Regions from separate parts of the Mus musculus genome. Here regions 2, 3, 4, 5, 6 and 7 are each linked to region 1. Evidence: chromatin loops called from intact Hi-C (ENCODE). Cell type or tissue: left cerebral cortex. All regions are shown on one strand. Region 1 overlaps Gm32728 (a long non-coding RNA gene). Region 2 has its middle 100 kb from the start of 1600027J07Rik. Region 3 has its middle 18 kb from the start of Gm39235. Region 4 has its middle 8.1 kb from the start of 1600027J07Rik. Region 5 has its middle 11 kb from the start of Gm39235. Region 6 has its middle 94 kb from the start of 1600027J07Rik. Region 7 has its middle 95 kb from the start of Gm32728.

The links. Hi-C counts contacts between places; a loop is a spot of excess contacts. Peaks named below come from ENCODE experiments on the same cell type or tissue, not always from the same donor. Only the 100,000 strongest peaks of a DNase experiment are listed, where the experiment ranks them.
Region 2: a loop joins it to region 1, with 2.5 times the contacts of the local background. A loop is called at or near these places in 2 of 42 quality-filtered maps.
Region 3: a loop joins it to region 1, with 5 times the contacts of the local background. A loop is called at or near these places in 7 of 42 quality-filtered maps.
Region 4: a loop joins it to region 1, with 3.0 times the contacts of the local background. A loop is called at or near these places in 4 of 42 quality-filtered maps.
Region 5: a loop joins it to region 1, with 2.6 times the contacts of the local background. A loop is called at or near these places in 7 of 42 quality-filtered maps.
Region 6: it touches region 1 in a loop (2.5-fold over the local background); 3 of 42 quality-filtered maps call a loop at or near these places.
Region 7: it touches region 1 in a loop (6-fold over the local background); 4 of 42 quality-filtered maps call a loop at or near these places.

The regions. Positions count from the first base shown.
Region 1 is chr8:104,026,571-104,030,570 of GRCm38, forward strand. All of the region lies in intron 1 of Gm32728 (a long non-coding RNA gene), which reads right to left. Among named protein-coding and RNA genes, the nearest start is that of Gm32728, 8.2 kb to the right of the region's middle. In left cerebral cortex, CTCF peaks have their summits at 1,164 and 2,286 (motif pointing left); DNase peaks (open chromatin) are centred at 752, 1,095, 1,436, 1,731 and 1 more place; H3K27ac peaks cover 1,811 bases.
Region 2 is chr8:103,447,318-103,451,317 of GRCm38, forward strand. No RefSeq gene overlaps it. Among named protein-coding and RNA genes, the nearest start is that of 1600027J07Rik, 100 kb to the left of the region's middle. In left cerebral cortex, no CTCF peak of the experiment used is centred here; DNase peaks (open chromatin) are centred at 790, 2,306 and 2,844.
Region 3 is chr8:103,739,132-103,743,131 of GRCm38, forward strand. No RefSeq gene overlaps it. Among named protein-coding and RNA genes, the nearest start is that of Gm39235, 18 kb to the left of the region's middle. In left cerebral cortex, no CTCF peak of the experiment used is centred here; a DNase peak (open chromatin) is centred at 2,454.
Region 4 is chr8:103,337,402-103,341,401 of GRCm38, forward strand. No RefSeq gene overlaps it. Among named protein-coding and RNA genes, the nearest start is that of 1600027J07Rik, 8.1 kb to the right of the region's middle. In left cerebral cortex, no CTCF peak of the experiment used is centred here; DNase peaks (open chromatin) are centred at 1,830 and 2,805; H3K27ac peaks cover 472 bases.
Region 5 is chr8:103,731,561-103,735,560 of GRCm38, forward strand. No RefSeq gene overlaps it. Among named protein-coding and RNA genes, the nearest start is that of Gm39235, 11 kb to the left of the region's middle. In left cerebral cortex, no CTCF peak of the experiment used is centred here; a DNase peak (open chromatin) is centred at 2,159.
Region 6 is chr8:103,439,641-103,443,640 of GRCm38, forward strand. No RefSeq gene overlaps it. Among named protein-coding and RNA genes, the nearest start is that of 1600027J07Rik, 94 kb to the left of the region's middle. In left cerebral cortex, a CTCF peak has its summit at 1,761 (motif pointing left); DNase peaks (open chromatin) are centred at 1,771 and 2,990; H3K27ac peaks cover 639 bases.
Region 7 is chr8:103,939,510-103,943,509 of GRCm38, forward strand. No RefSeq gene overlaps it. Among named protein-coding and RNA genes, the nearest start is that of Gm32728, 95 kb to the right of the region's middle. In left cerebral cortex, a CTCF peak has its summit at 1,969; a DNase peak (open chromatin) is centred at 1,731; H3K27ac peaks cover 1,468 bases.

The sequences.
Region 1 (4,000 bases):
ACACACCTTTAATCCCAGCACTTGGGAGGCAGAGGCAGGAGGATTTCTGAGTTCGAGGCCAGCCTGGTCTACAAAATGAGTCCAGGACAGCCAGGGCTACACAGAGAAACCCTGTCTCAAAAAAAAAAAAAAAAATACAAATACAAATTTAGGAAGTAGCAATGAAATGACTTTATGGTTGGGGGTCAGCACAACATGAGAACCCCCATGTTGTATTAAAGGGTCAGCATTAGGAAAGTTGAGAATCATTGTTCTATGTGGAGTGGCTGTTTGTTGCTTATGACCTTGAATTCTCACGAATTCATGAGATTATTATTGTTGTTGTTGTTGTTGTTGTCGTCTCTTTTTAATGGGCAACTAGTATGTAGTATGCTGAGCCCTTTCTGCCCACCAGGCACTATACGGACTGTTTTCTGTGTGTGTGTGACCTTGACTCCTCATGAGCTCATGAAATGAGTGTCATTGCTGTGATTGTTGTCTTTCGCCTTTTAATGAGCAACTGGTGTACAGACCAATTAAGCAACCTGCCCGTGGTCAGTTGGCATGTGAAGGATCTGCTGTCCCCGGGGACACAGCGTCAACCACGCAGGGAGACAGAGAGCAGCCTCAGATGGCGATACTGAGCTGTCTGGAAGATATATTTTTAAAACGTATTTTTAGGACGAAGCAAGGTGTAGAAGAGTCTGTATAATGCGCTGTATTTTTAAAGGGAGACATATGGCCGTACGTGTTTGTAGCCTCACAGTATGTAGAAAGCTGTGCAGGAAGCCCGTGTACTAATTGTTGCCTGGGGGAAGTCTCTGGGAGGCCAGGGTTGGGGTGGGGGAGAGCCACGCTTTTACACTCTTTACATTTTTTATATCTGCCTTTAAAAAATATGGATGTGTGGGTCCCCTGTTCGGCATTTCTAAATTATTCTCATTGCTCTGTCAGCTTCTTGCAAACACTGTCATAACAGGTTCCTCGGGAGGGCCAGGAGGAAGCAGGTGACAAAGGAAGACCTACATCCCAAAGATGGGTAGCAGAGGGCACAGCCTGTGCTCTGTGGTCCAGTCTCCTTCCAGTCAGCCAAGGCTTTTAGGTCTTTCTTGTTATCCTGCCCTCGGGTAGGAGACTCCTTGGGAAGCACTAACCTTCTGTAGCTCACTACTGCCTCCCCCAGGCAGAGATGGACAATGGCTACCAGTCATCACTTGTCATTTCAGGTTTTTCTATGGGCCTTTGCCCTGTGCTCTTTAAAAGAACTCCACCTTTTAAAGAGCACAGGGCCCACCCCAGTTCCACATTCACCTGCCCACCCCAGGTCTCTGCAAGCTACCACTCAGCACTTGCGGCCAGGAGTGACTCCTCTCTCCTGCCCCTTCTCTTAGCTTCCCAACCATCTTCCCTCGGATCCAAGGACTCAAGCCCGCTGCACCTGCTGGGATTGGATGGCACTTCCTCGTCCACGTCGGAGGTTCCTCTTGGAGCAGCAATCTCTAGGGTCAGCCTCGCCCTGGGTGAAACGTTAAAATGCAAGCTCAAGACCCACCTCTCAGAGGCAGCTTGCCTCAGTGGTCCAGAGCCACCTAAAAGCGCACATATTTAAGCGTCCTCTATCCCCATTCTGGAGCAAGTGTCAGGTGGTCTCCAGAACAACCCAGTCTGGTTGGAACTTGGAAATCCCTAAATTCTGTTCCCTCCTAGGATGGGGCCGAGGCGGGGCTGGAAACAAAGCTGTTAGACGGAGGCTTCTAAGTTTTCACCCTGTGTAGGCAGCAGCAACTGTAGAATGGATCTGAGGGTGGGAAAATCATGCTTTAGAACAAAGGTCTCCTCTGGAGAAAAGACACCAGACTCGAACTAAGTCCTCAGTTGGCCAGCAGTAAAAGATAGGAAGGGGGAGGAGGTATAAGAGAAAGGTGGGAGAAGCAAAAGAGAAGTTGCTTTCTCTGTCAAGACAACTGAAGGGACCTAATTGAGTTAGGCACCAAGTTCCAGGACCCAGTGAGCCCAGGAAGAGAAACCAGGAGACCTGGAGCTTCTGAGTGGCCACAGGGCAGCAGGCAGTGCCACAGAGTCACTTTCCAGACTCGCAAACTGAGGCCAGAAGGTACCGAATCTCATTAGAGTTCCCAACTGTGACAGCATGCATTGGCGGACGGGTTGGAATGTGGACACAACACAGAGGCCAGTCGGAGCTGCTACTAGTCAGCGCTCCAAGAGGGGCGGCGGCAAGGCTAGGCTGGCAAGGCTAGGCTCACCAGGCTGGGGAGGCTGGAGAACGGCCGCGTGACCACAGCGCCCCCTGGCGGCGGCCGGAATCGTCGCGTAGAGACATGCGTAAGAGAACGGAGATCAAGGCAGCCTCAGATATTCACTCCAACTCTAGAGTCTGAAAAGGGTGATATCAAACCTTTTACTGTCGCTCGGGTCACACTCAGTACCATCCTTATGTGGTTGAGGTAACTGAAGGTAAAGAATTATCAAGTCCTACATAGGTAAAACTTAAACATCACAGTCCTGATCCAAAGAGAATAAACGAGAAAAACTAAACTCACTTTAAGAAGAGGCAGCACCAGTAGACCCTAGACCTCAGCTTGTGTGCAAGGGCAAAATCTTGAGACTCCAGCTCTTTGGAGCCTAGCATCGGGGATCAGGTCATGAAGCCAGAGATCTAGTGGGGCTTACCACAGTAAATTGACCAGGGTCAAGGGATGCCTTTTCAAGGCTAGTGGTATGGAGACCCAGGCAAAGCCTGTGACAGCCCCAAGACTTAAAAAGGACGAATATCTGGAGACTCTTAAGAGGAAGAAGGAAAAACAACAACTGTTTCTCACTGCTGCCACTACCCTGAGGAACAAAGCCAAATACTTGCTTCTTAAATCTAATTACTTGTGAATTTCTGTCCTTGACTATATGGGGACTCACCTACCTTTACATACTCAAAATTGAATAGGCATATATCCACACTCAAATGAGTTCTCCCCTTTGTGATGTGTGGCTAGATCTTGGTGCAAGGCATGCTGGGGATTTTGTTTCTGTGGAGCAGTGAAGACCGAAATACTATAAAAACTGGCAAAAAGTCATAGGCAGGGAGGGGGGGGGACACCTCTGAAAGTCTTCCTAGAATAGGCTGTTCCTCCTCCTAGCCCCAGGGTCTGGTCACTGAAGCTCTCCCTGCTTGAGCTGCTCTGTGCCCAGTCCTTCCAACCAATAATCAGACTCTTCGGTTTTCTCAAGGAAGCTTCCCTGAGTGCTGTGCAAAACTCTAAAGCAGGGGATCAAGGGATGGTTCAGTGGTGAAGAGCATTTGTTCTTATAGATGACCAGGTTCAGTTCCCAGCACCCACAGGGTGGCTAACCACCATCTGTATCTCTACTACTAGGGGATCTGACACTAGGCCTACATGTGGCACACATGCATGCATGAAGGTAAACCACCGGCACATTATATATGTATATGTACATATATACATGTATATATCTAGAAGAAGAAGAAGAAGAAGGAGGAGGAGAAGGAGAAGGATGAGGAGAAGGAGAAGGAGGAGGAGGAGGAGAAGGAGAAAGAGAAGGAGAAGGAGAAGAGGAAGAGGAAGAGGAAGAAGAAATGAGGAGAAGGAAGAGGAGGAGGAGGAAGAGGAGGAGGAGGAAGAAGAGAAGGAGGAAGAAGAGGAGGAGGGGGAAGAGGAGGAGGGGAAGAGGAGGAGGAGGAGGAAAAAAAGAAAAAAAGAAAGACCCAAGGCTGCCAGATCTAGGTAGCTTACGTGGGGTTCCCAACAGGCACAGGAGACACAAGACTGAGGGTGAAATCTCAGGAACAGGATTGATGGCCTAAGAGGTAATGACAGAAGGAAGAAAAATATCTTCAAAGTGTGTGTGTGGAAAGCACACAGAAAAGCACAAGTGCTTTGCAAAGCCACTCTAGGCAACAGAAGGAAGGCCTCAGGAACGGGGTCCCTTGAAGGACAAGAGGGGGAGCATTTCTCCACACACTCACAGGCTCCACCGGCAGCTCTGG
Region 2 (4,000 bases), 580 kb before region 1:
CTGACCCATAGACCTAGGATCATAGAGAAGGTAGCCCATCCCTAGGACCTCTCACATTTCAGTTTAAAGTACCTGAGACCCAGTTAAGTGTGGCACCTCACACATTTAGTCTCAAGTCTTTGGATGTGAAATTAGAAGGATCTAGAGTTCAAGGCCATTCTCAACTAGAAAGTGGAGTTAAGACTAGTCTGGGCTACATATACTCCTGAAAAAAAATATAAAATAAAACAAAAGGTGCATGGAGCTTAGAGAACACTGGAGCACAAGGTCAGTGCATCCGTGCCCATCTGATGCTGGGGCCCAGAGAAGAAGTGCCTATATATGCCTGGAAAAATTGAGCAAAGATTTAGAGACATTGTGATTCAGCCAAGTTGCTAAGACCTGCCAGACAGGAAAGGAGGCCCCATTGACTAGAGGGGAACATTTATATACACAAAGTACTAATGAAAAAGAAAAAGAAAAAGAAAGAAAATCTAAACTGTGTTGCTAGAATGCAGGTTTCTATTTGGTGGGGAGAGTGGGAGAACCGGAAGGTTGGATTTCTACCCTCAAGGCAAAAGATAGAACTTCTTCTATTCCTAATGAAGACTGGAATTACCCACCAGGCTGCTACAGTTAAATCTCAAATGGATGGACAGAGCCTCCAGTCTTTCTTCCCTCTCTCCCCTCAAACTCTTGAACCTGAACTTGTCAGTGTGTGTGTGTGTGTGTGTGTGTGTGTGTGTGTGTGTGTGTGTGTCACAGCGAAGCTCCCATGTTAATGAGGGAACTCCAAGGCAAGGCATCTCATTCATATGCAAACACTCTGACACAGCCGCTCTATGAAATGATTCAGATGGAATATGCCAGCGTGCTTTTTCCCCCCAAACCCTTTCAGAGAGTTATGATGTTGCTACGTAAGTTAATGAGAGGAATGGCAGAGCAAACGCTGCTCTCAAAACCTGTCAACAGTATAACTATTTAGATGGGTATTAAAGCCAGACACTGTCATATAATTTGAGGGTATGGTTGAAGACATCTTAAGAATATTTTGTTTCTGACAATTGAATCGTAATTCTAATAGACATCTCCAAAAAAAGGAGTAGCAGTGGTAGCAGCCATGTTACGTTTATTTAGAAGCTCTCGAAGATCTTTGATTCAAAGTGCTGGCTGAAGTGACAAGACCTGGCTCTTAGATTGTCAGACCTGCCAAGGGGTTTTAGTTTTATTATAACACTAAGTGCTCAAGAAATATCGTCTCCATACGTGATGCGATGCAGGGTGCTATACATATATTCTTTGTTTAATCTTCACATCACATTTTTTTTTTGAGGTAGCAACTTGCAATATCCTCATTTTATAGACATGTAATTGGAGGCAAAGAGAAGACCCATAGCTTGCCCCAAGCTACATAGCTCAGGAGCAATAGGATGGAGCTCTCAAACTTACAACCTGGCTTAATTCTCACTCACTGCCTTATAACCCCTATAGGTAATGAATTCTCATGGGGGCAACCTGGACAAAGCTTTCTTCATAGGCACTTTGGAATACTACTTGCCTTCAATCACCAGTCAAAGTGAATTTTCATAAAATCTTGCAAAGAGGTAGTGTCTTTGGAAAAGCTGAACTCTGGCTTAGAATCTAGGTTTGGGGACACTCATTAGACATGCTGCTCCAGACAAATGTCTAAATTTGACCTACAATGGTCTGGTCATGTGCATCACAAGGATACTCTCATCTACTTTATAAAGTTGTCACTGGGAGAACACAGGATCCGAAATCAAAATTATGCAAAGGAATCTCCCTTTCTCTTCAGTTGTCCTCAAGTCTCTCTCTCTCTCTCTCTCTCTCTCTCTCTCTCTCTCTCTCTCTCGCTCTCTCTCTCGCTCCTATTTGCAGATCACAATGCAAGATCTTAGCTAGTGCCCCAGCACAGTGCCATATCTGCCTGCTGCCACATTTTCCATCATGAAGAATCATGGACCCAGGCTCGGAAACCATAAGCCCCCCACCCCCAATAAACTCTTTCTTCTGTAAGTTGCCTTGATCATCGCGTCTCAACAGAGCAACGGAAAAGCACCTAAGCAGGTAAGAAGAGCTCTAAGTGAAGAGAACTGAAGGCAAGCCAGAGATGAGACCAGCACCTCAATGCCAGCCATGCCTGACAGACTCTCCATGTGAATAAGAGCATGTTCTGCTGACCATAGTCTGGTTGTATGGCACTTCGTACTTCCAGCAGCCTTCTGCAATGGGTTGGATTATCTTTCCTTACACATGGTAGAAATGTGGCTTTCAGTGACTAAGTACCTCGCCTACACATTGCCTGTAAGCAGTGGATCTGGGATTTGAATAAATCTATCCAGATGCAAAGATTCCTCCTTTGGCCAAGACTCTGTTCTTCATTTCCATGGAGGGATCATTGTATCTACTTCTTAATCCTGGGCAAGAGCTGATGGATTATGTGGCTGTGTGTGAGAAAGTGTATCAAAGGAGCTGGATCTCAGCGTGTCGATTTCTCATCAGTCAATACCGTCTTAGAACTTACTGGTATCTACAAACCAAAAGAGGCACTAGGATGACAAGTCCACAGGAGGTGCCTCGACAGCATGGTGTTAGAAGGCTTGACCCTGGGTGAATAAATGAATGGAGGCCAAGGAACACTTCTCTATGAGAGCACAGCATTTCATCCTCACCATGAACTAAGAGGCAAGTTTTTAATCACCATTATTCAGAAGAAAATGTGAGGGTTGGAGTGCTTAAACTGACTGAAAAAGGATGCTTAAAGCATTGTTTAAGAACCAGATGCTACCAGGGCTATTAATACACATGGAAAAACTTCCGCCAGGATAGCAACACCCAAGCCCTGCTCCTAAGACAGCAAATCCTCAAAATCATGTCAAGAAGAAGCCTCTCTTTACTTAATAAAGCCAGATGAGCCTTTAAAAATAGTGCTGCGGTTGACTGTATTCCTGGAGCACAGGGCAGCTGAACAGAATATGCTATGTTTAATGCTATGTTCTGAGCAAGGCTTTCATCAGCAACGCAATAGGCAAAGCCTTGAGGGAAAGCTAGCCTTGGAATGTTTGGACATATACATTCTGAGTTCTGTTGTGAAATCTTTCAGTACCCTGCCCTCCTTCTCTGAGACCAGGGACAGGATATGTGGGGTTCTGCTGCTTGCTTTGTGGAATTAGCATATTGTGGTGGAAAGGATTCTCCAGTTGCTGAAATCAGGAGTAGCGGGTCTAAGTCATCCTCAGCCATTCCATCTATTAATCCTGACCCAGTAGGAAGCTCTCCTGCTGACTGCATCTTCCTCTAAAGTCCTTATAAGCACTACACAAGCAGCAGCCCATTGTGTGTCACAGGAGAAAGACATAAGGAAAAGAATACCACTAATATCACCACCAAAACCACCACCACCACCACCACCACCACCACCACCACCACCACCACCACCACCACCCTGCCTTTTCTCTTATTCTTGCCAGCAAGGTTATATTCCAGGGCCAGAAATAACAAGGGAACATGACTCAGCTTAATGAGATCCACAGTGGATACAACCTAAAGTGGACCTTCTGCCTTTCCCATGACTCTCTCCAAATTCAAACAGATTCACCCCACTCCCCAAAAGGCAGAGCAAGGAATCTGACTGCAATATAAGGAACAAAGTTGTTTTGGAGCACATCCCATTGTCATTACTCTGTTAATTGGTTTGTCCCAGTTTTGCTCCCTTTTTTATGATCTTTGGACAATAAAAAATGTCACCGCTGAGTTTTAATTTGTACAGTATGGCATGCCTCTTGATTCCATTTAAAGGTGGCCTCTGGGGCCAGAGGTGACTTGGAGGATAGCATCGCTCTCTGTCAAGTCCATAACATGCTCTCCTCTTCTCTGGTGCTTGCTTCTGTTTCCAAAGCCCCTCATCAGCATCTCCACCTGCTCACACATGCCGGCCAGGGTCTCAAGGCTGAACACCTGTAATCCTAGCACTCCAGAGACAGGAGAATCTCAAATTGCA
Region 3 (4,000 bases), 290 kb before region 1:
TGAGCAGTGCCCTTCGTGTAAACTATCTTGGAGTCTCTTGCTCGATGAGGATATAACAGATTCCCCAAGAGTGGTAGGTCCAGATTGTACATCAGGGTAGCTTACTTGATAAAATAAAAAATAAAAAACAAACAAACAAACAAACAAACAAAACACCAGAAATCACTTCCCAGTAGCCACTTGTCTGTGAATCCTCATGTCTGGACCTGCTTCTAAGGTCTGTCTTGTAGCACTCTTACAGACCTGGAGAGACACAGAGAAATCGAGTTCTGTGGAAGTAGAGGGTAAAGGCAGAGAAGATATGGAAGCCAAAGGTTAAGAAGGCAAAAGAAAAAGCCAGGGGACCAACTCCTCTTCTACAAAGATGGCTCAGCCCTACAGGGATATCAAAGTCCATTACTAAGCCCAAGTATATCTTATAGAAACCATTCTTCCTTGAGGAAGACATAGAAGTTTCCAAACTCTACCTCCCAGAAAGTCTAAGTGGATTCACAAGACAAACCGAGGGAAAGGTGGGATGAAGGGAAGTTGAGCTTAATAAGACCTGTGGTCAGAACTAGCTAGCCCTTCCAGATCGTTTCCATGTACCTGGTACTTTGTTAAGCTCTTAGCAAGAGTTGACCCATGCATTCATCACAATCCCCAAGGGAGGCTACAGTCATGAACTTCATCAGCTCACTAGCAAGAGGAACGTATCACAAAGAGGTCAAAAGTAGTCATTTGCGTGTGTTGAGCATTAGATATAGGTTCAAACGCAGATGCCTGGTTCCCTAAATGGCATAACAAGCTGGTCATATGGCATCTACTCACATCTGCCCTGCTTTTAAAGGATATCAAGATTTTCAGAACATATCAAAAAACAAACAAACAAACAAACAAACAAACAAACAAAAAAAACCCACAAACTTGTAGCCTCCAAAAGCTTGTGTCTTTGGACCTCTCTGCCTACATGAATTCAGTCCCAAGTGAATCTCGGTCGTTTTAGTGAAGTCAGAATGAAGACTGAGCAATGTTGAGACAAGATGCCAATGCTCAGGGCAGGAACAGAACAGAACTGAGATTAGTGTGGTCCCCTGGTAATGACCCTGCACAATTCCCATTTCACTTCCAGGAGAGAGCAAAGACCAATGCAGTTAAGTACTGACTCCCCTGTGGCTTCCTGAACTTCAAAACTCACATTCCTAGATTGGTACCGGTCATACTCATACTATCCAAGGTGCTGCAGTGGGGCAGGTGGCCAGAGCACGTCCACAATGATCTTTAGACTGTCATGGCCATGAGCAGTGGTCTCATGAGCCACGGACCAGAGCCCAGAACTCTAGACTAACCAACAAAGCAAGTAGCTATTAGAGTGTCATTGCTTTCCTTTGCTACAATAAAACCAACATGTGACCCAAAGCATGCTGAGGAAGAAAAAGTCTACCTCAACTTTATAGGTCTATCATTGAGGAAAGTCAAGGTCAGAAGTTAGGAAGGAATCATGGGAGAAATCAGGCTTGTTCTCTCAAGCTTGCTCAGCTCTTTTTTTAATACAGCCTAGGCCCACTCTAGGACTGTGCCACTCACAGTTAGCTGGACTTTTCACATCAATTGGATACCAAAAACATGGACTACAGATCCATCTAATGGAAGCAACTCTTCTCGGGTGGGTCATGATGATAACCAAGGTGAGTCACCAAGCAGAGATCCTGCTGGGGAGGTCCTGCCGGAGGATTCCAGGGTTCCAAGCTACTCAGAGCCCCAGGATTTTTCTAAGATACCCACCACCAGCTCACTGTGTTCCCTTGGGGTCTGCTCACTTCAGCCCAGGGAAACCTCACTGACACCCAGCACGGATTCTCTCAGTCTACCCTAGGCGTGAGCTCCTTCTGTTTCCTATAGGGCCCATGTTTATGAAAATAAAAATCCACAACGCAAACAGATGTCTACAAGTGGAGTGGGTATCTGCAGAGGGAACATAGGTTAGTATTTCAGAATCTTCCCATCACCCTCCCACAAAATCACAGGACCTCAGCAGCTAGCAACAATTCATCTAGTGTTCCGGAGAAATGGGAACTTTTTAGGATAAAGGTCCTAATTTTTCTTTTCCTTTAGATTCTAAAGGTCTGTATGAGTTTTCTCTTTCTTAAACATTTTTTTTTATCCCCAGAGATCCAAGAAGTCAAAATGGAGCCTGAACCAGACAAAGTCTCTGATTAAAAGGTACCCCCCAGAGGAGGAGGAGAAAAGAAGCTTTTTAAGAAAATAAAAATAGAAAAAGCAATACCAAAGGCATGGGCTTTTTTGCCACTAAGAATAGCAGCAGCCAGCTCCCTGCACTCTGAGCCCATCTTCTGAGGCTCATTGTGGAGGGAGCTAGAATCCATTTTCTGTTTCAATTGACGTTAATTTCATCCCAGCATATTTCAGGCCTCTCATCACAAGATGATTCATTGCTGCGTGTAAGCGAGTACAATCAGCTCAAATATTTGTAGTCTTCATGCAATTGCTGTAAGAAAACAGGGGACTGCGTGCCACACATCGCTCCCTGCTCCCCTCCCTCCCAGCCGGGCCCAACTCAGGACTGAGGTGTTGAGCTTCAGAGACACACAGGGCTGCTGCTTCTCCTCCGCTGGATAAGACTCACACAGAGCATCCATCCGGAGAGACCACCAGCTGCTGCCAAGAGACTACTTCCACAAAGAGGGCGATGCTCTTGAGAGTCTGGCCAGCAATGCTTGCAAGGAAATAAATGTTGGCAGACCTTGTCCTCCCACCTCCCATCTTCCAGCCCCTGTATCAAAAACAAACAAACAAACAAACAAACCTCTCAGCACATTCATTTTCCCAGTGGTTATCTTAGCATCCAAGACCTGCATGGAAGCAGGTACTCTTAGCTTCACAGCAATTGTGGAAACCAGCGTAAGCTCCAGCGTCAGTGACAGATCTGCCTCAGAAGAATAAGGTAGAGTGTGATAGAGTCAGACACTTGACATTCTCCTTTGGTCTCTACTTATGTGTGCATATAAGCACATGGCATGAAAACACATCCATCATCATCATCATCATCAAAAGGAGGTCTAGAGTGTTTTTTCCATCAACACAATTGTGTGCACTGATCCAGAAAGTTTAAACTCCTTGCCCACAGAAAAAAAACCTCATCTGACTCTAAAAATGACCATCACACAAAGGATAGGTCAGTCCAAGGAGGAAAGGGTACACATGATTCTCTCACATCAGTGGTGGTGTGTTCTGTATATCCACATGTACAAAGTGCTCGGACAGAGACAAGAGGGCAGAGTTTGAAATGGAGGCTGCTGTTATTTACACAGAGAGATGGCTTTAGAGAACACACCTGTAATTACAGACACTCTTACAGCCTAGCAGCAGGAAATAGGAGAAACCCCAGAGCTACGGCCCAACCGCTTCCAGGGAATGTGTTAACTGCAGCTCTGACCTTGCCCTTTCCTGGATTTTCTGTCATACTTTTTACAGCCAAGGAATGGCAGGGAGTTTCTTCCCCTCGAAGACCAAGGAAATCTGCTTTTGAAACTAATAAAGAGCTATTTCCTCCAAGCAGCAGGAAGAAAATGTAAAAGAGAGGAATTATCTCAATTACACGTGAGACACTGGAAATGCACAAGACAAACCTCCATTGGCTCTAAACGTTATTTCTCCTCAAGAAAGTGAAATATGATAACTTTCCCTTCCCTAGACCAAAGGCATCTGATATGGATGTTCCACGTTCACATCAATATACCCCGCAGGATATTTGAAAGTTCTGATTTCATCTTTAATTTCCCCCGCAACAAGGTGAGTGTCTGATGATACTATTGCAAGAAGAGAAGGTTCAGTTCTAAAGCCAAGAGTTGTAACCCCATACATATTTACTCGCCTTTCCATGAGTTCTGGAAAGGGGAAATGGTTAAAACCACGCTCAGCCTCTTGGCATTTAACACCACTGGTCTTTCTATTAAGCACTTCCAAAGATAAAGCCCCAAGATGTAAAGACTTAGAACAA
Region 4 (4,000 bases), 690 kb before region 1:
CCCACTCCCAGACTGGAAGAGATCTGCAGCTCCTGTCATAATCAATAAAAGGGAGAGGCCACTGGGCCTTCACAGACCAACACTGCACATAGATGCTTTCCATAAATGGAAGCTCTTCGCACAGTGTGCCTGTAATGCTCTCTAAGTGAGCGTGAAAGAGAGAGCTGACAGTTTTGGGTCATGGGCAGCATCCCTGGGGGTAGGCATAGGGAATGTGACCTGGGAAGACTGTCAGAGGAGGTGGGGACCTGCATCCCTGCAGAGGGCTAGGGAACAGATGATAAAAACCCAAGGTAGTTAAAGGGGAGGGCACTTTTTCTGTCCACAAGGAAAATTTTAGGAAAGTGAGCCATGGAGCCTAGCACAATACAAGGAGGACCTGTTATGGCAGATGTGTCTTAAAGGAGGAAATGGGGAAACTTTACAAACTGAGATTCAGGAAGGGGGATAGAGCAGGGACAAGGTGTACAGGCACAGCTGCAGCCAGCAACTCTAAAGAAAGTATAGAAGGGTCACGAAATGGAAATATAGAAAGAACAGATTTCATCATCTACCAATCACTTAATGTGTTATCCTTCAAGATCAGAACTCAACTGTGCCTAGAGTGAGACTCAGGCCTTGGCCCAACTTCTATTGGGAGTCCCAATTTCATGTCTTCTACATTGAACATCCCAGCACCATGGGAGCTAGTGATGGGCTCCCACAACACTGAACATGACAAACTCCATTTGCCCTCAGGAAGACAACAATATCCTCTGTATTCTGCTGCCCTAGACCATGGGCTGGTGGAAGCTTAGAGATAGCAAGAGCCATGATGGGGAAATCACATCAACCTAAGCATTTGTTGACACTGTCTCTGTCCCCTGAGCCTCTTCCAACACCATGTACCAGTGATGCTCTTGATGTGACTAAGTCTTCTTATGACCTAAAGGATATGAGCCATATCCTATGTGGGTTGCCAACTTGACACCCAATCATATCATTGGGTAGATTTCCCAGGCCATTGTCCTAAATAAGTTTCTTTCCTTCTGCCCTCTTTTACCCCACTAGGCTCTGTGGGGACTCCTAAAATTCTCACATTATACCCAAAGTATGACATTTTCAAATCTATTGAAGCAATCTCTTCCACCTTTGGCTCCCTGTTCAAGCACCATGGGTCACCCTGCTTTTTAGACCTGCCAATCAATTAGGAGCATGCCACTTCCAGATGTTTTTTTTTCCTTGTCAGTGATAGAAATATTGTTCTGGAAGGGCTAACAGAGGTCAGGCGCATTTTCCAAAGCACTATTATTGAAGATCACTTCCAACATGCATTCAAGAAATTCTCCCTTAGGAAGTCAGTTCACGAGGCACCAAGGCCAAAATCATACAACTGGTAAGTAAAGCCTGGTAGGCAGAAGAGTGATCAATGAAGAAGATAAAAGGAAAAGTACTCAGCAACTCCTTCAGTGTATGCTAACTCTGAGCTGGTCTTGTAGAGATCTATTACAGGGTTGCTAACTATGTGTCCAGCATGTGCGTGAGCATGTGCATGCTGTACAGATGTATCCCCGCTTGATTGTTGTGTAAACAACCCAAAATTCCCATTTCATAGACTCGATGGATCATAATGAGGAGACTTGAGCAAGAACAGACAAGATCCCTCAACACTGAGTGTCCAAATTTGGACCTGAGTCTGGACATCTTCGAAGCTCATTCTCTTTCTGTTCCACAGTACCCTCCCTCTTCATCTGCCTCTCTCACCCATGTTAGGAGGAAATGTCAAGTCTAATTCCTGAGTCTTGAGCTTAGAAAGTCAGGCCAAGAAGCACAGCAAATATAGTACACATGACATATCTGGTGGGAAGCTAAAAAATGTCAAGTTTTGAAACCATGAATTATTTTCCTTCTGTTTCCTCAGATCAGCACAAGCCCATCTGCGTATGGTTTTCCTAAGGCAATATGCTAAGAACAAGTTCCACCCAGGTCCCTTAAGCCTCTCATGACACTGTCAGAAGATGCATAAAAATCACAGGGGTTAGAAGTATGGTAACAGCCTGTGTAGGAAGACCTTACTGCTACCTTTTAATATCCCAGTTTGATTGTCAGTGTCTCTGCTTCATTTCACAGAGAATATAGCTTCATTCTTCAACCAGAAAAATAGAGGTTGTTAAGACATTCTCCAGGACAACACACTCTAAATTTCTTACTAAGGTATGCGTAGCTGATATTAGAGAGAGGAAGAGGAGAATACATACTCAACATTTTTGTCCCATTGATTTTTTTTTATCTCCATAGTAATTGTGTGTAAGGTGTGCTATAATCACTCCATTTTACAGGATAACCATAGTAAGGTAGCATATATTTTTGTCTTCAGTAATTACTGAATACCAGAAAATATTCATTTGGGGAAGCATAAACATGTGTTTGAGAGAATTAAGAGCTTGAATAAATGTAATCAGACTCAAGAGCAAAGGTTCAAAGCAATACTGCTTAGAACAAATGCGACCCAGTTTGCCCATTTTGTAGATAGAAATATTGAGACCTAGACAAAATGATGTTTCTTGTAATACATTAAAGTCTTGTGTTCTTTTTTCCTAGCACTTCCAACAGAACAAACTTTCTTAAACTCTCTGAGAACGAACTATCTGCAAGAGATGCTCTCAGCATGCCGCCACTCATATGTCTTTGCTGAAAGACCACACCCATGTCTTAGTTTCCCATGGCGTACATCCACAAAATTCTCAAGACTGGTGGGAGCCACATGACTAGAGCGAGCTGAAAGTTACACTACCCTGTGCAAACCACAAAGACAGTGCTTTCTCCCACTGACTGTACAGAGGCAGGAAAGTTTGAATCAGGGAGTGTAGCCTATAGATGACTCATCAGATAACGGGGCCTGCTGCCAAGTCCAAAGACCTGAGTTTGATCCTCAGGACCCACATGGTGGGAGAAGAGGACTATCTCCCAAGGTTTTTCTCTGATCTCTACATGTGCCCTTAGGGTGTGTGTGTGTGTGTGTGTGTGTGTGTGTGTGTGTGTGTGTGTGTGTGTGTGTGCAGTGCACATAAAAAAATGAAGATGTAATACTTTTTGTTTTTTAATTTTTGGGTTGTTTGGGTTTGTTTTCTTCCTGATGGACAACTGTGGCATTTCTTACCGCAAAGCCCCATGAGATTAAGTCGAATGAGTCTCCAGCTGAGGAAGTGCCAGTCTTTGGCTTATTTTCTTTCACCCTAGTGTACTTTCCTCCGTTTCCTTTTCCTAAAACAATGTACCCTTCCTAAATCATCCTATGGCGCTCATCCCTGTCTCTAAGGAGGCAAAAGTCTCTGAGAGTAGGCAGAAAAGTCCCTGTGTCATCATCCTTTGGATATTGGTAATCGAATATTTCACAGCACCTCAGTTTGAGACTTCAGTGTTGTATAAGAACCTGAAGCCTTAGAGATATTGGGCAATGGTGTTATTTTAGTGATGGGATGGTACATGTCCAATGATGGGAAGGAACTCATTCAGCTCACACAGAATTAGAACCCAACCTATTTCTACCAAATAATAATTTATCAAGACCAAAACAAGGCACATCCCTATTTCTTCAATGGAGTGTATGTCATTAGTTCTAATCTAGAGAAGAACTTCTCTGTGCTAGTCAAAGAGGGGACAACATATGGTGCTCAAAATGTTAAGATCTGGTTGGTTATACTCTTGCATATGGCTCAAAGAATGAAAGCTATGCTCTGTGTCCCAACGAGCACTTTCATTGTACCTTTGACCCTGGCTTCCCATGATCCTAAGGTACCCTGAGGTTTATCCATTCCACCTCATCTTTGCCTAAACTCAAGTATGCTATGTTTTTATTGGTCTACAATGGTATGTGTTTGTATTTACCAGTTGTAATTCCACACTAGCAATAATCACGTTAAAATTTGTATAGCCCAGTATTAAATGGAACACACCTAGATTATAAACAATTATGGTATATATGGAGTCTGGTGCGTTGTTTATCCTCCTTGCCTGAAGT
Region 5 (4,000 bases), 300 kb before region 1:
TTCATCCAAGATAAGTTGCCAATGACACAGCAAAAACCAATTCTGCTCCAGGGTGTTTATAGAGTTCCCTTATGAAAGCATGCATGGGGGATATACAGATGTGTGAGCGGCAAAGGTAGCTGCACCATGAAAAAGACCCCCTCCCTGGTGAAGTCTCCGGAACTGAATCCTGGAGTTCACCAAAAAACTTGAAGGCAGTTCAGCCAAAGAGTTTCCACCCCAGCAAATTATTTTTTGATTTATCAACTTGTGATTCTTGTAGCTTTCCGGGCTTCCTGAACCTCTTTAGTTTCAGGAACTAATTGAGCCTTGCAAGTTTGCTTAGCTTCCTGAATTTGAGCCCTTCTTCTCAACTGTTTTAACTCAGAGGAACTGGCTCCAGAAGAGAGGAGACACATGAAGATTTCTATACGGTAAATAAGCAGAAGCTGGTAATGTGTTGCATAAGGCAGGTGTCTTAGTCAGGGTTTCTATTCCTGCACAAAACATCATGACCAAGAAAGCAAGTTGGGGAGGAAAGGGTTTATTCAGCTTACAATTCCATACTGCTGTTCATCACCAAAGAAAATCAGGACTGGAACTCACACAGGGTTGGAACCTGAAGGCTGAAGCTAATGCAGAGGCCATGGAGGGGTGCTGCTTACTAGATTGCTTCCCCTGGCTTACTCAGCTTGCTTTCTTATAGGACCTAGGACTACCAGCCCAGGGATGACACCACTCACAATGACCACTTGATGACTAATTGAGAAAATGCCCTATAGCTGGATATCATGGGGGCATTTCCTCAAGGGTAGCTTCTTTCTCTGTGATAACTCCAGCTTGTGTCAAGTTGACAAGCAAAACCAGCCAGTACAGCAGGTGACAGAGACCAAAAACATCAGAATTGTCCTTAGTGTCCATCCAGTGTTGGCCTGTGCAAGATCCTTTGAAGCCTAGCAAAACAACTGCATAAAGCTAGATTTGATAAAAATACAGAACTTAAGTCTACAGAACTGTAGACTGCTCATCTGAACTTAAAAAGGTGTAGCTCTGCCATCCTTTCTAGAATGTTCGATTGTGAAATAGACACCATGCTTTACGTCTTTAGACATATTTTCTCTTGAGCTCTGTTCTGGATTCTGTTTGATGCCAAGTGATTCTAACATTGGTCTGTCGAGGAAGAAAGATTGGCTATCCTGTGACATGGAAACCAGAAATAACAGTATTGTGACACATACACCATTTCCAACTTTGCAATGAACTTGCTATGTAACCTCGGGCATCTTCCTTTCCCTCTCTGTACTTTCATATCTATTTTGGGCTGGTTGAACAAAGAAATCTGTAAAGCAATGCCCCAGCACTTTAATCTTTACACATGTAACTCTATCTACACACAGGAAGAGCACCCCACAGTTGTGGGCAATTTAACTTCTGCTTAACCCATATCTAGCACCATATTTTACATCAGAAACTTCTCTCAAACAAAATGCAATAAAATTTGCCAACAATTTTGCTCTAATGAAAAATGTTCTAAGCAACAGCAATGATTTTGGCAAAATGAAGCATCAAGATGTGTTCCAAATCTACAGACCCCCAGTGTGCAGCCACTGGAGCATGGCTGTTTGTGCCCAACAAAATTAGCTATGTTAACCTGCAGGTTCAGACTCCGTGGATGGTTTTTCTGAGTGGTGCTAATTTATATCTCAGGTTTCCCTGGTGCCAGACACCTGATTGCTTTGTCAGCCACATCCTGGAAGGGAACATCTGCTCAGAGTGTCTCAAAGCTACTTCCAGGAATAAACTTGAACTCTATACACAGAGCTATAGATTAAATGTATCTGATCTTCCATACCTGCTTCCAGTAACTTGGGCCACTGCATGGACATTGGCCAGAGCAAACATTTGTTCTGCCTGACTCAGTTCCTCTCAGTTCATCATTGTATGTTCTGCTTCAGCTTCAAGAATTCAGAAAGCTTGTCTTTCCACCACACTGGTTTCTACATTCCGGATGACTTCTCACACCCTAGGCATGGTGTTCTAGAATCTTCGGTGCTTATCTCCAGGTCACATTGCCAGCCTTACCTATGCAGAGTTAGCCCACACACTCTCTCCCTCTGAAACATATTGGTTGTTTCTCCCTCACAGTATAGCACCTGCCTCCACACTGGCTTATTTTTACAGAGATTATTCCCTTTAGGGGGACTTTCTCCTTATCTTTCTGCATAATGAACACCTACTCGCTTGTTCAACAAATGTTTGAGCACCTACCAGAAGGCATCATAACCTCAAGGATGGCTGAGACAAGTGGGAAAGAGACATAAATGAACTGTGAGGGTATAGCAAGATATGTGCAGTGGTACAGACCCAAAAGAAGATGGTAAGATTTTTCTTAAAAATGAAAATCATGTCCATCCCTGATTTGAACCTTAAGAGAAGAAGCGAGTGAATCGTGAAAGAATTGAATGGAAAAGACAGACATACATATGAGGGAGAGAATGAATGTGGGAATAAAAAGTAAACTAGCTATAACATGCATGCTATACACCATGCATGCTGGAAATTAAGGGCTGAGGATACAGAAGTTGGCAATGACCAAGTTTTATAAAGGAGATATGTCACCCATAAGCAGTTTTTGCATTCCTCTGAGGGCAAGAGAGTGCTTCTATAGACTTTCATAGAAGGGTGACCTGGGCAAACTTGACTCATAGTTTGCTAGCCTGGGCTACAGGAAAAGAAACAAGATTGGCAGACACATGTCCTAGTCATGTATCTTTAGTTTTTATATATTACTTGCTTTGAGATAGGGTGTTTCTATGTAACTCTTGCTGTTCTGGAACTCACGATGTAGACAAGACTGACCTTGAACTCACAGAGATCTGCCTGCCTTGCCTCCTGAATGTTGGGATTTAAAGTGTGCTCCATTACACCCAGCTGGACATGGATCCTTAGAACACTACTTGAGGGAATGAAGAAAGGAAAGGAGGGAGAAGAAAGGGAGAGAAGGGAGTCATTTTATGTTTTGTAACTCCCTGAATTCATTCCCAATAATAAGAACAGATTCATCTCAATACCCCTGGTCTTACCAAGAAAATTGGTGCGGGAAGGATTATAGTATGATAGTTTTATTAATAACATCAGAGAATATTATCTAATTTTGCAAATATGATCCAGAGACATTGGTAGAGCCTTGCACTAATGGGAATAGTTTCATGGGAAGCATCTTATTCAGTTGTCCCTGCAGCCCCACCAAGGCAGGATGGTGAATTGCAAACATTGGCTCAGGCAGTGTCCTCTGCATCCTGAAAGCATATAGTCCCCCAAGCCTAACCACAGGCTTTAGTGTTATCCAAGGGAACCTTTAAATTAGAATTAGAAAATAAAAGAAGTATCCTCTTTAGTCATGCTCCCTGTGTCCCGAGGCTTCACACTGATTCCGGGAACAACTTGTTAAAATATCTGTCACAGTGTTAACGTGTAATATTCCTCACAGCCTCGCATGCTTGAACATGTTGTCCCCTGCAGATGGTGCTGTTTGGGAAAATCGAGGAACCTTTAGGAGGTGGAGCCTCACTAAAGGCAATGGCTCCCTGGCAGCAGGCCTGAGAGCTTTATATCCTGTAGCCCTGCACCACTTCTGGTTCAATCTCTGATTCCTAAGTGAGAAGCGATATAAGCAGCCTTCTGCTTCTGCTGCTATATCTTCTCTGCTGACATGACTTCTGTCCCATGATGGCCTGTATCCCCTAGAACTATAAATAAAACTAAACTATTTTTCCCTTAAGTTACTTTTGCAAGAGTATTTTATTGAAAGAAAGTAGCTGGGACAATGCCCTTCTCATTGAAATGATTATGATAGCAGAAGGTCCATGATACTTTGTTGTTGTTGTTGTTTTATATTATCTCTTTATTTGGCCATGTAAGAAGGTAGTTATCCCAAGGTACTCCGAAAATAATGGAGACATTTTAAAGGTCTTGAGAAAAAGCAAAAACAAAAAAACAAAGTTTGAGGTCCATTATTGCA
Region 6 (4,000 bases), 590 kb before region 1:
AGGGGAGGGAAAAAATATCTCTGCATCCCATTTCAGGTTCATGGCTGAGGCTCCTGTAACAAAAGACAGATTAAGAAGAGAAAAGCATACCAGTTTGTTTAACATGCTATATGACAAAGGAGACTTAGATATAAAGCAGCGAAGCACCCAGGAAGCCTATGTGTTTTGATGCTATGTTGGATGAAGAAGTAGATTGAATGGCAACACAGTGGGAGGCATTTGGCAAAGCCTGTGTGTTCCTCATCTTCTCTATAACCCAGTGTCTTCAAAGGTGAAGATGCTCTTAGCCTCAAGACAAATGACAAGGGGAAGAGAAGTGTGATCTTTCTGATTCTGATTTGTTCCTTAATACCTTGCCATATTTGGTGTTAGCATGTCATGAACCCTAACTATTTGTAAGACCCTATGTGTGTTTAATTGTTGCTTTGAGAGAAGTGTTGGAGATCAGAATTGAAAATCTCCATCATGCCCCAAATAGGGAAACCTGAAATGGACCCAGGCCAGTATCCCAGAAATAAAGATCTCTTCTGCTGGGGAGCTAAAGGCTAGATGAGCTCTCCAAGGAGTTTCTTCCCAATGCTTCACTTTCATGACACAATTGCCCACTCAACAAAAAAGCTGAGCTGCTACCATGGAGCTGGCCTAAGATGGTAGCTGGTTGAAAGGCTGATGCAGGGTTACCGGTTTGAGACCAACCTGGATGACTCAGGAAGACTCTCTAAAAATATTTTTAAAATGTGGTGTGTGTGTGTGTGTGTGTGTGTGTGTGTGTGTGTGAGAGAGAGAGAGAGAGAGAGAGAGAGAGAGAGAGAGAGAGAGAGAGATAGGGAGGGAGAGAGAGAGAGATGTGTGCATGGAAGCACATGCTATGGCATGCATGTGGAGGTCAAAAGATAACCTTGTGGAGATGGTTCTATCCTTCTGCCTTTACATGGGTTCAAGAGATAGAATTCAGGTCTCCAGGCTTGTGCATCAAGTGACTTCAGTTGCTCAACTATCTCACCAGCCCTAAAAAATAATAAAATAAAATAAAATAAAATAAAATAAAATAAAATAAAATAATAAAAAATAAAACAACAACAACAACAAAAAACCCAACCAACCAAACAAAAAAACCTTTTAAGTAGCTGAAGGTATAACTCACTGGTAGAGCTCTTGCTTAGTGTGAATAAAGTCCTACGATCAATCCCTAACACCACACACACACACACATACACACACACACACACACACCCCTCATATCAAAAGCCTGGACAAGTGATTCCTAGGATATTCATTATAACTGTGAGCTACATGGTGCTTCCCCTTGTCTGAGTCCTACACAAAGTGCCTCGGAGTAAGCACCTTTACCTACTGAGCCATCTTCCAGACCCTGGGAATGTTTATTTTATTATGCTTATCTTTAAACTCATCGTCCAATATTAACAGGGATCTCTACCTAAAAGGAATGCATCATTCAACACTGAGGTAGGACCTCTACACAGTGTGAGGCAGGAAGCCACCACTGCCACAGAGTTTGAGCAGAAAACGTCATTGTTGCCAGCTGGAGAGGCATGCAAGGCTTCCTGGAGGAAGTGGAAACCAGGCTTGAAAGCAGGTACAACGTGGGCATCACAAATGGGAGTGGTCATACTTGGACAGCTAAGGAGCATGAAGCACGCAAGCCAATGGTCATGAGGGCATTCTGAGAAATTCAGTCTTCCACAGTTCAAGTTGTGTAGAAGAAATGGGCAGCAAACGGAGACCCCTAGTGGCTGGGTGTCTGCTTTCTGTGGGTGACTTTGCTCATAACCCAGAATCTGGGCTGAGATCCTCCGCAGGACTGTTTACTTCTCATTCTCCCTCCATCATCTGGCATAGCAAACACTTCAGGCTTCTTTAAAGGCAGTAGTCATTGAGAGGCCAGAATTGAAACCCTAGAAATCAAAAGGATCCTTGAACCCCCATTCCCATTCATCCCACTCACATTCTGATGTCTGCATACAGCGAGCACACTTCTCAACCTGATCCCCTTTTCTCTCTTCTCCACCCTTGGTACTTCTGAGCACAGAACTCAAGTATCACATTATCTGTGAAGAAAGGCTGCCTCTGCCTGGCCATCTGGCAGCTCAGACCTGCAGGTTCTCTCCTTGGAATACCTATACGCTGCCATCCCAGCCAATTAGCCCTTGTCACACTGTGTTCAATTTATCTTAAGTAAAAGTAGTTATGGTGGAGACAGTGTCCTGCACACTCAGAAAACCGCTGCCTTATTACCTCAAAGAGTCTAGGACAGTTATTGACTGGGACTCTTTTCTGTAATGAAGAGCATGTGCCAGGAGCGAGGATACCTGGGTTTACCTTCTATGTCTGACACTTAATTCTGTGACTTAGATAATTTACTAGCCTATCTGGGCCTTGATATTTCTCATCTGAAATATGGGATATCAACAAAGACCACACCATGTGTATGATTATCATTGCCATGAATCCTGTGGGGAAATAGAGATCTCAGAATAACAAAGATTCTTTGTTATACAACATGCCTATGCTGTAAGTGTTCTGTGCAGAGATGTTTAACTTTTTCATTACATTTATTCTCTCTCTCTCTCTCTCTCAATCTCTCTCTCTCTGTGTGTGTGTGTGTGTGTGTGTGTGTGTGTGTGTGTGCTTGTGTGTGTTGTAAGTGGGTGTGAACATGCCACAGCACATACATGGAGGTAAGAGAATAGCTCTCAGGAGTCAATGCTCTTCCTCCTGTCATCCGGGTGATGGGGAGCTAACTTGTCATCAGCCTCGGAGTAAGCACCTCTACCTACTGAGCCATCTTCCAGGCCCTGGGAATGTTTATTTTATTATGCTTATTTTTAAACGCATTGTTTTCTGTGCCTAGCAGCTATCTTGAACACACATGGGCAAGTTCCCCAAGGTCCCTTCTAGCCTCCAGCATTTTTCAGCCCCAGCTGCCATTCTGTGTCCTCAGAATCCCTGGGGAACTTTGAATGTCATGTGCTGTCCCAGTATACAGGCTGCCTGCTATCAAGGCACCTCCCATCCAGGAACTGAGCTTGCTAGGGAACACACAATCTTCACTTGCCTGGGATAACTCAAGGGTAGAAGAACTCTCTTTCAAAACATTCAGCTCTTTTTGTTACTGTTATTTCCAGAACATGAATTGGATCTTTAAGAAAAAAAGAGAGAAAGAAGTAACTGATCTGTTTTGTGCCAGAGCTGTCTGGTCTCTCCAAACACTTAATCCAGCCGCTCTCATTGTCTGGGATCAAAGCGCCTTCCCCACACTCGAGCTTTGTTCTTCTAGGAACCAACGAATAGGCTGAAAGCAGAGCTCCTTCAGTCTTCCTGCCCCCCTCCGGTTTCCTGAACTTTGAGAGAACAAAGATATTTCCCAAGCAAGGATCCCAACTACAAGGTGCTAATAATTGGAATCACATGTTTGGGGTGGGGGTGGGGGGGCTTGGACAAGTGTTCCCTAAGTCAGAAGGCTTCTAGGAGTGGGAGGGGAACAGCCATAAAGAGAAAAACAGTGGAGATTTAGGAGCTAGGATCTGCCAGCCAGGAACTCTGTCCCAGGAGGAGCCAGGAACAGAACCTAGAGCTGGAAGTGCTCTCACTCATCTCAAGGCAGGCAGAACACTCTCTGACAAGTGTATCTTTCAGGAAGGATGCCCTCCATCCATCTGCCATTGCTGATAGGTTTGCAGTTCTAGACATAGAAGGAGGAGGCTATGTCTAGGGTCCTGCATCTTTCTGTGCGGTCTCTTGGGTGTGCTGAGGATAATTTAGGGGTTGCTGAGAGTGACAGAGCACAAACTAGGAGGACACTGGTTCGAGTTAGCACCACCCACCCTTACAGCTTGTTAATATGTAGGTGATTCAACCAGGTATACCCAGTGCCAGTGTAGCAGATTTACAAAGAGCTGGGGGATCTGCAGTTCTGGATGCAGCGGGATCAGGGACTGTCCTTTAAGAACCTCTGTTCTGTACAACGAAGTCTCCAGAT
Region 7 (4,000 bases), 87 kb before region 1:
CTGCAGTTGGCAGAACTCTTTGGGAAGGATTAGGAGGTATGAACTTGTTCAAGGAGATGTGTCACCGGAGACTGGCTTTGAGATTCTGAAAGTTCATGCCACCATGCCATTCCAAGATGATTTCCTTGCCTCCTACTTGAGGATAAGATATAGTCTTCCAGCACTGCTCCAGCACCATGTAGCCTGCTGGCACTCTTGATGACCATGAACTCCAACTCTCTGGAGCCAGAAGCCTTAATAAACATTTTCTTTTACAATTTGCCTTGGTTATACCTTCTTATCACAGCAATGGAAAAGAAAAGAAGACAGAGACCTTGTCAGCTAGAGCTAAGCCTCACGTAGGTATGGAACCCAATAGTCTAAGGTTAAAGTTTGGTGGCTTTACATCTCAGCCTCTGGGTCCTTTAAAAAGGACTTTCTGGTTTCAGCAGCTGAGTAAACACAGCCTATTTAATGTTTCCTATGAATTCACCTAATGTTTGGTCAACCTCAAGACATGGGTAGCTTTTTTTTTTTTGTCAAGTCCCTATCCAAATACATCATCATAGTTGTCGTCATCATCATCAAAACAAAAACTCAGGGCTCAAAGCTGAGTTTGATTGTTGCTGCTCGCTGGTATTTTGTTTTATATGGAGATGGGGGGTAGGGGGTAGTGCAGGGTGTGTTTGTGTAGAGTCCAAAAGTTGGCCTGGGGTATCATTCCTCAGGAGCTGTCCATCTTGGGGCCTGGGGTTCACTGTCTAGGCTAGACAAACTACCCAGCCAGCACCAAAGAATCTTCCTGTCTCTGCCTACCCAGTGCTTGGACTATAACCACCCTCTACTAGCCTGACATTCAGTGTAATTTCGGGTGTCAACTCAAGTCCTCACACTTCACTGGCTGAGTCATCTCCCCCAGACCTCCCAGGGGTTTTGTTGGTTGGTTCCTTGGTTGGTCAGGTTTTGCCTTTGACTTTGAGACAAAGTCTTGCATTGCAGATGGAAGTTGGCTAGAGCTCCTTTTATAGTCCTGACAGGCTCTGAACTTAAAATCCTCCTGCCTCAGCCTCCTAAGGGCTGGGATTATAGAAGAGTGCCCCATGCCTAGATTTCACTGCTAAGTTCTTAAGACTGTGTTTTGACACATCCTTCCAGCTTTACTGTGCTCTGCTTATTTCCTGAAATGTGTTTTGATTGGGAAGCGAAAGGCTCGGTGTGTGAAGTGTCCCTCATTGAGGAAGCTTCTGATTTAGAATGTGAATTACATTCACAAGCCACCGTTGAGAGCACATCCCTTTTCCAGACCACCTAGCTCTCTCACTTGTGATTTGAGCACGGGGCAATTTGAGCACTGCTTCATCCTAAGAAACACACCAAGACACAGCAGAAATCTCTCCAAGCATGGAGAATGTCATGTAGAGACACTGCCATTTGGATGTCCCTAAAACCCTTGGTTTAAGATTTCTTGTCTGGCAAAAAAAAAAAGAAAAAAAAAATTCAACTGCATGTCGAGTGGGGTGGGTGTAGCACCATCTTTAATCTCAGTTCTCCTTTCTATTTCTGCAGCATGAAGTCACTGGGCTGTAATTGTTTGCCTCCCTGCACAGTGCTGGAGTTCCCGAATCAAGCCTGTATTGAGGCAGGTTTTTTTTTAATTCTAACTCTACCAAGAGTGGGTGGAAAGAGTTCTGCTGAACTCACAAAGCTGTTTCTAAAGCCTGCATTTCATCACCATCTTTACATATCAGAGACTCAACTCAACATGGGTTCTCTCTAAAAGCTGCTTCTACTCTGACTGCCCAAAAAAATCTAAATTGGGAATTCGAGGGAACGATTCCCAGCGTTCAAAGTGGTTATTCCCATCTGCCTAGATTTTAATTCCCCAAAATAGCCTACCAGGAGCCTCAGAGGTGTGGTTGAGGAGAAAAAAAGATGATCAGTCACCAAGAGGAATTCTTCTTTTCCACAGTGAGCAGACCTGGCCCCCTACAGGAGGAGAAGCCACCAGCTTCCACAGTATCAAACCTCGAGTGGCAAGAGAGATTCTCAAAGAGCTTCACCACAATGAGATATCACTTCATCCTGGAAGACTGGCAGTTATCAAGAGAAAGGAGAGCCCTGGCCCGCTGAAGGCAGAACTGCACATTAATGGAGACCTTACAGAAAATGATGTAGGTATTCCTCCAGGGAAAAAAAAAAGAAACACAACTACTGTGCAAAACAGCAACCTGCTTTCTGGGTGTACACATGAAAGTCACCAGATCAGTTAGCAGAAGAGATCAATCTGTATCCTCAGTCAGTCATCACAGCTGTTAAGATACAGGCTCAAACTAATTGTCCATCAACAGAGGAAGAGAGAGGGAAAAATATGGTACATGTGTGCTGTGAAATACTATTCTGCCTTTCTAAAGAAGGACACGGAGTCCCTTCCGATTGGCGCCAGCACTAGGTCACCTTGGGTGCAGAGTTGGTGAACATCCCCAAGGTCCCCTAGAGGACTCTCCACTCGATCTTTGGACCACGGAGATTACCAGATGGTGAAAGGCAAATGTAAGAATCTTACTAACAGAAACCAAGACCACTCACCATCATCAGAACGCAGCACTCCCACCTCGCACAGTCCTAGGCACCCCAACACACCCGAAAATCTAGACCCAGATTTAAAAGCATACCTCATGATGATGGTAGAGGACATAAGAAGGACTTTAATAACTCACTTAAAGAAATACAGGAGAACACTGTTAAAGAGTTACAAGTCCTTAAGAAAAACATGAAAACACAACCAAACAGGTGATGGAAATGAACAAAACAATACTAGACCTAAAAAGGGAAGTAGACACAATAAAGAAAACCCAAAGTGAGGCAACACTGGAGATAGAAATCCTAGGAAAGAAATCTGGAACCATAGATCCAAGCATCAACAACAGAATACAAGAGATGGAAGAGAGAATCTCAAGTGCACATTTCATACAGAACATGGGAACAACAATCAAAGAAAATGCAAACTGCAAAAAGATCCTACATCAAAACATCCAGGAAATCCAGGACACAATGAAAAGACCAAACCTATGGATAATAGGAGTAAATGAGAATGAAGATTTTCAACTTAAAGGGCCAACAAATATCTTCAACAAAATTATAGAAGAAAACTTCCCAAACCTAAAGAAAGAGATTCTCATGAACATACAAGAAGCCTACAGAACTCCAAATAGACTGGACCAGAAAAGAAATTCCTCCCAACACATAATAATCAGAAAAACAAATGCACTAAATAAGGAGAGAATATTAAAAGCAGTAAGGGAAACGGATCAAGTAACATATAAAGGCAGGCCTATCAAAATTACACCAGATTTTTTACCTGAGACTATGAAAGCCAGAAGATCCTGGACAGATGTTATACAGACACTAAGAGAACACAAATACCAGCCCAGGCTACTATACCCAGCCAAACTTTCAATTACCATAGATGGAGAAACCAAAGTATTCCACAACAAAACCAAATTCACACATTATCTTTCAACAAATCCAGCCCTTCAAAGGATAATAATAGAAAAAAAACAAAAACAAAAACAAAAAAAAAAAAAAAACAAGGACAGAAACCATGCCCTAGAAAAAGCAAGAAAGTAATTCTTCAACAAACCTAAAAGGAGACAGCCACAAGAACAGAATGCCAACTCTAACAACAAAAATAATAGGAAGCAACAATTACTTTTCCTTAATATCTCTTAATATCAATGGACTCAATTCCCCAATAAAAAGACATAGACTAACAGACTGGCTAAACAAACAGGACCAAACATTTTGCTGCTTGTAGGAAACCCATCTCAGGGAAAAAGACAGACACTACCTCAGAATGAAAGGCTGGAAAACAATTTTCTAAGCAAATGGTCTGAAGAAACAAGCTGGAGTAGCCATTCTAATATTGAATAAAATCAACATCCAACCCAAAGTTATCAAAAAAGACAAGGAGGGACACTTCATACACATCAAAGGTAAAATCCTCCAAGAGGAACTCTCAATT